Linked DNA regions of Homo sapiens: all the other regions are linked to region 2. A link is a contact called in ENCODE Hi-C data. All regions are on one chromosome and are shown on one strand. Each heading gives the region's core, a stretch centred on a gene start or an enhancer-like site at or near the end of the contact. The rest is flanking DNA. Distances are from core to core; before and after follow the strand shown.

The links. Hi-C counts contacts between places; a loop is a spot of excess contacts on that map. Pooled maps may share reads with other maps.
Region 1: a loop to region 2 is called in a pooled map, with 7 times the contacts of the local background. The contact joins the promoter of TOMM5 here to the promoter of TOPORS in region 2. A Hi-C loop is called at or near these places in 5 of 50 pooled maps.
Region 3: a loop to region 2 is called in a pooled map, with 3 times the contacts of the local background. The contact joins the promoter of FBXO10 here to the promoter of TOPORS in region 2. A Hi-C loop is called at or near these places in 5 of 50 pooled maps.

The regions. Positions count from the first base shown.
Region 1 is chr9:37,591,298-37,594,097 of GRCh38, reverse strand. It overlaps TOMM5 (translocase of outer mitochondrial membrane 5), which reads left to right and starts at 1,501. Exons shown (of 2, transcript NM_001001790.3): 1 at 1,501-1,686. The coding sequence starts at 1,566. RefSeq lists a silencer at 1-186 and an enhancer at 1,145-1,904.
Region 2 is chr9:32,551,179-32,553,920 of GRCh38, reverse strand. It overlaps TOPORS (TOP1 binding arginine/serine rich protein, E3 ubiquitin ligase), which reads left to right and starts at 1,335. Exons shown (of 3, transcript NM_005802.5): 1 at 1,335-1,487. The coding sequence starts at 1,485. It overlaps SMIM27 (small integral membrane protein 27), which reads right to left and starts at 1,594. Exons shown (of 2, transcript NM_001387564.1): 1 at 1,442-1,594; 2 at 914-1,120. The coding sequence starts at 1,486. The coding sequence ends at 998. It overlaps NDUFB6 (NADH:ubiquinone oxidoreductase subunit B6), which reads left to right. Exons shown (of 4, transcript NM_002493.5): 4 at 1-920. The coding sequence ends at 45. RefSeq lists enhancers at 847-1,560, 1,365-1,694, 1,705-1,914, 1,561-2,275 and a silencer at 2,555-2,742.
Region 3 is chr9:37,574,976-37,577,675 of GRCh38, reverse strand. It overlaps FBXO10 (F-box protein 10), which reads left to right and starts at 1,296. Exons shown (of 11, transcript NM_012166.3): 1 at 1,296-1,465. RefSeq lists a silencer at 1,263-1,642.

The DNA of each region.
Region 1 (2,800 bases), core at 252-2,751, 5.0 Mb before region 2:
AGCAGTAGGGTGCAGGGGAAAGATAATTCAACTTGACATGATAATTATCTGCATTAGAACCCTGCCCGTGCATCACCAGCAGAATGACTAGACTTTAGTGCACTTTAGACTTCAGCTGCGATGTTCCAGATAAAGGGCTTCACACCAAAGCTGGACTTGGTTTCTGAGCCTCTTTCTATTCATCTGTAAAATGCTGATCAGATTTGAACTTGCTTTATACATATTGTGTTACTTGGCTAACAGTATTTTAAAGACCTCTGTGCTTCAATAATCTGTAAAAAGGCCAGGTGCGGTGGCTCATGCCTGTAATCACGGCACTTTTGGGGGCCGAGGTGGGCAGATCACCTGAGATCAGGAGTTTCCAAGACCAGCCTGGCCAACATGGTGAAACCGCGTCTCTACAAAAAATACAAAATTTAGCCAGGCGTGGTGCTGCGCAACCGTAATCCCAGCTACTCAGGAGGCTGAGGCAGGAGAATCACTTGAACCTGGGAAGCAGCGGTTGCAGTGAGCTGAAATTGCGCCACTGCACTCCAGCCTGGGCGGCAGAGCGAGACTCTGTCTCCAAAAAAAAAAAAAAAAAAAAAAAAGTTTCATCTTTGTCTCTTTGTTTTAACTTATGTAAAGTTTCAAACATACTCAAGAAAGACTAGAATAATTAACTAAAATGAAGTACTAGTCACCAGCAGTTTTTAATATTTTGCTGACATCACTTATCTCTCTCAATACTTTTTTCCCCCTCTGAGGTATTTTTAAGCACATTTGGGGGCCAGGCGCGATAGCTCACGCCTGTAATCCCAGCACTTTGGGAGGCCGAGGCGGGAGGATCGCTTGGATCCTGGAACCCAGGAGTTCCAGAACAGTCTCAACCACCACAATTAGCAATAAAAAAATAAATAAAAATTAAAGCACATTTGGGCAAGATGTTTTAAAGATCTCTGTGCTTCAATTGTCTAATCTAGGAAACGAAGATTATAATATCGAATTCACGGGGGACAATTATATTGAATATTCAATAAATGTTAGTTATCACTGTTTACAGTGGTACCTATGTGCACAGCCCCCTCCAGCGCGTAAAAGCACTTTACAGCGCAGCGCTCCAGGCTCAAGATAGATGTTATTGTTGTTGTTATTATTATTATTATTATTATTATTTTGAGACGGAGTCTCGCTCGCTCTGTCGCCCAGGCTGGAGCGCAGTGGCGCGATCTCGGCTAACTGCAACATCCCCCTCCTGGGTTCAAGCGATTTTCCTGCCTCAGCCTCCCGAGTAGCTGGGATTGTAAGCACGCGCCACCGAGCCGGGCTGATTTTTGTATGACAGATGTTATTAAAGACAGCGTGGAGAAACCAGAGCCTGCGTTGCTGAGCTTGCGGCCGCCCGCTTCACACCGCACTTCAGATCAGCTGGGTCAGGACGTGGATTGTCCCGTGCAGGCATCCATCGTCGAGTGTGGCAACGAGAGGGCGGGAACAGGAAGTGAGGATAGGCCGAGTTCCGGGCGCGAGGCGGCCACCGTGGAGAGCAGAGCGCGGCGGCTGGAAGCTGCTAAGTCAGAGCCGCGATGTTCCGGATTGAGGGCCTCGCGCCGAAGCTGGACCCGGAGGAGATGAAACGGAAGATGCGCGAGGATGTGATCTCCTCCATACGGAACTTTCTCATCTACGTGGCCCTCCTGCGAGTCAGTGAGTGTCTCCCGGGCTGTGACTGTGAGACCAGCGGGGAGCTCACCGACGGGCACCCCTTAACTCTAAGGGGTCATCGGGGCCTTCGAACTGAGCTGAACGGTAGCGGGGAGCAAGGAGGGTGCGCGTTGAAGGCGACGGGCATATGCGCGGTTTGAGGTCTGCGGGTCAGGGTCCGGGCACTGAAGTGCACGTGGTGGCCGGCGCGCGTGTTTAATCATCCTGGTTCTCCCAGCTTGAAGAATGTTTGAGCTGCCGGGCGCGTTGGCTCACACCTGTAATCCCACCCAGCACTTTGTGAAGCCGAGGCGGGCGGATCATTTGGGGTCAGGAGTTCGTGGTGGCGGGCGCCTGTAATCCCAGCTCCTCGGGAGGCTAAGGTGGGAGGATTGCTTGAATCCAGGAGGCGGAGGTTGCAGTGAGCCGAGATCGCGACACTGCACTCCAGCTTGAGTGACAGAGCAAGACTCCATCTCAAAAAAAAGAATGTTTGAGCTGAAAGAGCTCAAGTAATTATCCCTAGAGGAACTCCCTCGTTTTTGCAGACAGAGAAACAGAGAAACAGAACCATAGTTCTAGAAGGAAGAAACAGCCTTCTTGGGAAGGCTGGCCAAAGGTCACTCAGCGATTCAGTGAATGATCTTGACCTAAAATCCAGAACTCTTAACTCAGTACCAGGTTCCTTCCCTTTCTTTTCTTTTCTTTTTTTTTTTTTTCCTCGATACACAGTCACGCCCTGTTGCCCAGGCTGGAGTGCAGTGGCGCAGTCTTGGCTCACTGCAACCTCTGCCTCCCGAGTTCAAGCCATTCTCCCACCTCAGCCTCCCAAGTAGCTGAGATTACAGGCGCGCGCCACCACGCCCGGCTAATTTTTGTATTTTTAGTAGAGATGGGTGTTTAACCATGTTGGCCAGGCCGGTCTCGAACTCCTGACCTCAGGTGATCCACCTGCCTCAGCCTCCCAAAGTGCTGGGATTACAGGCGTGAACCAGCGGCCGGGTTCCTTCCCTTTCAAAAGTGCTGACCTTTGAAATCCAAAAAGTTTTGCTTCATTTCTGTTTCTTTGTATAGAGGGTGAAGTGAGTCATTAGTTTTTTGGAAAAAAATGGGAAAA
Region 2 (2,742 bases), core at 86-2,585:
GAAGTAATTCCACCAATGAAAGAATTTCCTGATCAACATCATTAAAGATTATGTAAAAAGTTAAAAGGCTTATGAGCCTAAGTTTGTTCCTATATTACCATATTTACTGAATTTTCTGGAAAAGTAACTTTAATAAAGTTTAATCTCAGAAATTGTCATATCTGTTTTCAAGCATTGTACAATTTGAGACTGAGTAATTTAACAATAAGTAAAAAGTGGACATGCTAAACAAATATGAGAGACTACCTACTTTTTCTGGTCATTCTTGACTTGGAAAACGGTATGGAAAAGTATTTAGTTACATGTTTGTTTGTTTTTTTCTTACACAGTACTTACACTAATTTGGTATCAGGGTATGCAACAGTGAAATATCACAATAAACAAATGTAAGAACAGCAATTCCATGCACTTTTGTTTTAAGGAAATCTTTCCGGCCAGGCGCAGTGGCTCATGCCTGTAATCCCAGCACTTTGGGAGGCCGAGGCGGGCAGATCACGAAGTCAGGAGATCGAGACCATCATGGCTAACACAGTGAAACCCCGTCCCTACTAAAAATACAAAAAAATTAGCCGGGCGTGGTGGCGGGCTCCTGTAGTCCCAGCTACTGCGGAGGCTGAGGCACGAGATTGGTGTGAACCCAGAAGGCGGAGCTTGCAGTAAGCCGAGATAGTGCCACTGAGCCTGGGCGACAGAGCAAGACTCCGTCTCAAAAAAAAAAAAAGCTTTCCGAATCATTTTTGAAGAATTTAGAAACTTGATTGAAAAGCTTATTCCAACTATGATCTGACACTCAAGACTGTCAGATTTAGGTTGCTGTTAATTTTGTCATGAGAATGTAAAATACTAAAATCTCTAAGTGAAAAATTTGCATACTAGTGCTTGTTATAAAGGATAATGCAAAAATAAACTTGGGAACTTTGCATTATGAATTTTATTTTTATATCTACATAAGCATGAGGGAAAGAACTGTATTTTCAGATAATTAAATCCAGAAGAGTTACAAATTTTCATTCGTCCCAAAGATTTTGTCTGGGTATTTCTTCCTTAGCTGTCGTCTTGCAGACACCATCGAAGCATAGATGATGCAGCCCCAGGAGATTAAAACGATGGCAAGCAGCAACTAAACCAAAAATCGCAAAGGAGGTGTGAAATCTACCTGATATTTCCCCTCGCCCCCGTCAGGTTACCGTTGCCATTGCTAAGGTGGGAATTAAAGTAACAAAGTCGAATAAATGGGGTTCCAGTGGCGGGTACACCCAGCAGCCCTTACGTAAGAAGCGGAAGATCGTATCCTCCAGGAAGAGGCGGAGTCGAGGTGAGGGAGTGAAATGCTTAATTCAGGAATGGATTTTGGAGTTTCTGGGTGCTGAAGAAATAGGGCCTTTCCGCCTGCGGGCCCAGTGAGTCGACACGGTGGGGGCCCGCGATCCCCGGGACTTACCACTGAATAAATCCAGTCCAGCGTGCGACGACTTACTGGCTTCATGGTAAGGAGGCGGCAGCAGTCCGCGGGAGCTGGCGGGAGCTGCGGGCCTTACAGTAACCTCCCAGGCGGTGGCTGCCAGGCGCCAGCAGCCATCTTTTAGCCGGGCACGAGCGCCCGCCCACTCGCTTCGTGCAGCGCTGTCGCTGGCCTCTTCCGCCCGGAGTTGGGGGGCGGTATCACGTGATCGGGGGCCTTGCCCGCCTTTTAGAGAGGGGAATAAACGAGAAAATGTTAAAAATTGCTTTTTTTTTTTTTTTTTTGCCAACTAAGGAGATAGGCGTACCTCCACTGGTTTTCTTTCTAGTTGCAATGCAATATTAATGCAGGATAAGGTGCTGTCGTGTCCATTTAAAAGTTAATTTGAAAAACAATCCACGTTTTAAATATTACGTCTGGCTCTAAAGCTGGAAGAATTAACGCTTTCTCCCCCGCTCCCTCCCCCACGCCTCCCCGCATCTGATACCACACGATTTAGATGGACGTTCGCCTGTTCATCTTTGACGTAAAAATACCACCCACTCTTTTATATGTGACAAATCGTTGTGGGAACCCCTGTAAATCGAGCCATTCTTCAGAAACGTATAGCGTAATGTATATCTCTAAGAAGAAATACGTGGGACGCGTTACCCGCCATAATGTATCAGTCAAGCAACAAGTGTTTGTTGAGCGTGTCTGATGTTCTTGAACTGCCGCGCGTGAGATACTAAGCCCCGAGCACGGCAGTTTGGTGGGCGAGCGTACCAGGTTCAGCTCTAGAATGTTTGGGGCGCTCACATTTGAGGCCTGAGGAGTAGAATCTGGCAACGGGCCGCTTAGGCTCTAGACGTTCTTTATACCTCGCAGTTATCTTAAAAGAGTTTTAGTCTAGATTTCAGGGAGTGGGAAGGGGAAGAGCGGAGAAAAACGTGGTCTGTTTAGGGAGGAGTCCAGGCCCTGTTTTGTTAGGTTGTCCTGTTTCTCCCCAGCCTGGAGGGGATCCCTCTCTGAAGACTTTATAGGATACTGGTTGGGCTCTGGTTTGGGATCCCGTTGGACTCCTGGTGTTGCTTCCGGGAGGCGTACAACAGGAGGTGAGAGACTTCAAGTCCATCTAACAATTCCCCTATCTAGACACTAAAGATAATTTCCTAAGTTTCCGCAGAGTTTGGTAAGGTTGAAACGACATCGAACTAGTTCTCGTGTTTTCCGGGTAAGTTAGGGGCGAACATTCAGTCAGTGTCCCCAGTGGCTGAGTACCAGTAACAAGATGGGGAGGG
Region 3 (2,700 bases), core at 47-2,546, 5.0 Mb before region 2:
GTTCTTGATCTCCCCCCGCTTCCAAATATATTCCCCTTACAATAGTTCCCATTTCAATAAATAGCACCTCCACGGGCCCAGTTAATAGGTTAAGCTACCAATCTCTGCTTCCACCCTTAACTCCTGTCTTCACATAGTAGCTGACATACTGCTTTAAAAGGTATCAAATCCTCCACCCCTTCGATGGCTTCCTGTTACGTACAATTTTAAAATCCTTATCATGGCCTATTAAGTGCTGCGTGATCTGGCCCCTACCTACCTTTCTGACCTCACTTATATTGTTCTTCCCGTTAAAAAGCTTCAGACAAGCTAGACGTTTTCCATTTCCACAAAGAGCGATCTTTTCTCCTCCAACCCAACCCACCTGGTCCAAGAGTTTTCACAGGGCTTACCCTGCCCCTCTTCCATTTGGCTAACTCTTTATCTTACTCTGAGAGGTCTTCCTTGACTACCCTTCCTTGGTCCCTAATTTATTTAGTTTTATTTTTGAAACAAGAGTCTCGCCCTGTCACCCAGGCTGGAGTGCAGTGGCACAATCATGGCTCACTGTTAACCTCGAACTCCTGAGCTCAAGTGATCTTTCCTCCAGCCTCGGCCTGCAAAAGCGCTGGGATTACAGGCATGAACACCTGGCCCCTATTTTTAAATTACAGCTCCTTCCGTGCATTTTCTACAATTTTAAACACATATTGGTTTAAATGACACTTGATTACCGTCTACCTTCTCCACTACAGAATTAACTTCAGGAGAAGAGGAACCATATCTGCTTTGTTCACTTTTGTGCCCATAATAGTAACGGCACCAGCAGCAACAAACATACAGCATTTACTTTGTGGCAGGCATTATGCTAAGCGCCATACATACAACTAATTTAATATGTACTCCTAGTACATTGTCTGGCAGGTAGCCAATGGTCAGTTTGTTCAGTGAATGAACCCAGACCCTACATGCTCATCTACAGGGTGCCTAGCACCCCAGGAAACTGCTCCTTATACTGTTAGATAACTGGTGCTCGCAGGAATCTTATTTACACTGTATTGGCCTTAGCATGCCTCCCTGCAGTTTCCACCCACTGGTTCTATTTCTGCCCCTTCTGGGGCCACGCAACACGAGCCTGAATCGTCCTTCCGCAAGCTCGCCTTTGCAGTACCCGAAGCCCCACGCGCCCCCTCCTCGTCTGCCTTCCTCCCGCCTCCCGGTGCCCCTCCTGCAGATACAGCTTTTATGCGCGGTGGTCGGGAAGCCCAGCCCCGGCCAGCCAGCTGCTCCCGGCATCCTTCGCCGCCTTGCGCGTCACATGACGGCGGCGGCTCCGCACGATCCCCAGGCAGCTGTCCGCCCCCGGGCGGGGCTGGCCGCACGCCGCAATCCTACCGGCTGCTGCGGCTCCAGCGGGGGCGGCGGGTGGCTTCCAGGGCACCGGCGGCCGCGGCCCGGACTCCGCGGTGGGCGAGCGCCCTGTGAGGTAAGCGGCCGGTGCGCAGAGGCTGCGGGCGAACTTGGGCGGCCGGGGGAGGGGACCCGGGGCGCTTCCCCAGGCGACCGACCCAGGAGGCGCCGCTCAGTCCTGGCCGAGGCTGAGCGTCTGGTCGGGCTTCGGGCATCAGGGGTCTGGCAGGACCATGAGGCGTACCCTCAGGCCGCCCGCGGCTCCGCGGTCCCCCGGCATCCGGAGGCTCAGGCGCGCCGACGGAGAGCTATGCCTTGGTTTACCCTCCCGTAAAACTACCGGACGCGGAGCATGTATCTCCGCGGTGCCTCCAGCCCTGAGATTTTTCGAGTGTGTAAGTAAAGTCGAAGAAGAAGAAGCTGACTCTTGGGATGGGAAGAGCCTTCACCTAGGAACGCAGGGGCAAATATGGGGCTGGGCACCCACTGTGTATTTTATGCAAATCTCAAGGGGCAAATATGGGGCTGGGCACCCACTGTGTATTTTATGCAAATCTCAAGCCTCTCAGACGGTTTTTTCATCTTTAAACAAAAAGTGATAACCCCTGTCCTGCCTCGCTCTTAGGACTACAGTGAAGAACAGAGGGGAAAGTCATTTGAGGAGCCAGAACTCTGGAGTCAGTTAGCTCTGGTTCAGATCACAGTTCTGCCACTTACTGGCTTTGTGACCTTCAGCCAGATTGATTCCTCATCTGTGAAAAGGAGGTAATAAGCTCATGGGTTGCTGGGAGGATTAATTGTAAAGGGTTTAGCACACAGTGTCTGGCACAAAAGCCTCAGTAGATAATGCTGTTAATATAAGCATTATTAGTAAGCTAGAGATTGCCCCACGTGAAGGGCTTTTTCAGCAGAATAATCACATTTGTTTCTATATTTTTAGTCCTGAAAACTGCCGTTTTGGTTTGTAAGACCTTTTCTTTTTCTCATTCTGGGCCCCCTTTGCCTTCTCTTTTACAATTGGCATATGAACCTGTTGTTCCTACCATATGAGTCAGGCTGGATGGGAACATCAATTTACTTGAGCAGATTGGTATCAGATTCCCTCTGAGGGGAGAGAAAAGTGCCAGGCATGTGTAGCCACCGAAAAAAAAAACACAGTACGGTGATTGACTGTCAGAGCTGGAGGATGCCTGGGAAACCATCTAATCCAGCTGTCTCCTTTGCAAATGGAGAGACTGGACCCAGAAGGACGACAGGACTTTGATTTTGCTCAGGACCCAACAGAGTGCTGGCAGTGGGTAGTGGAGAGGA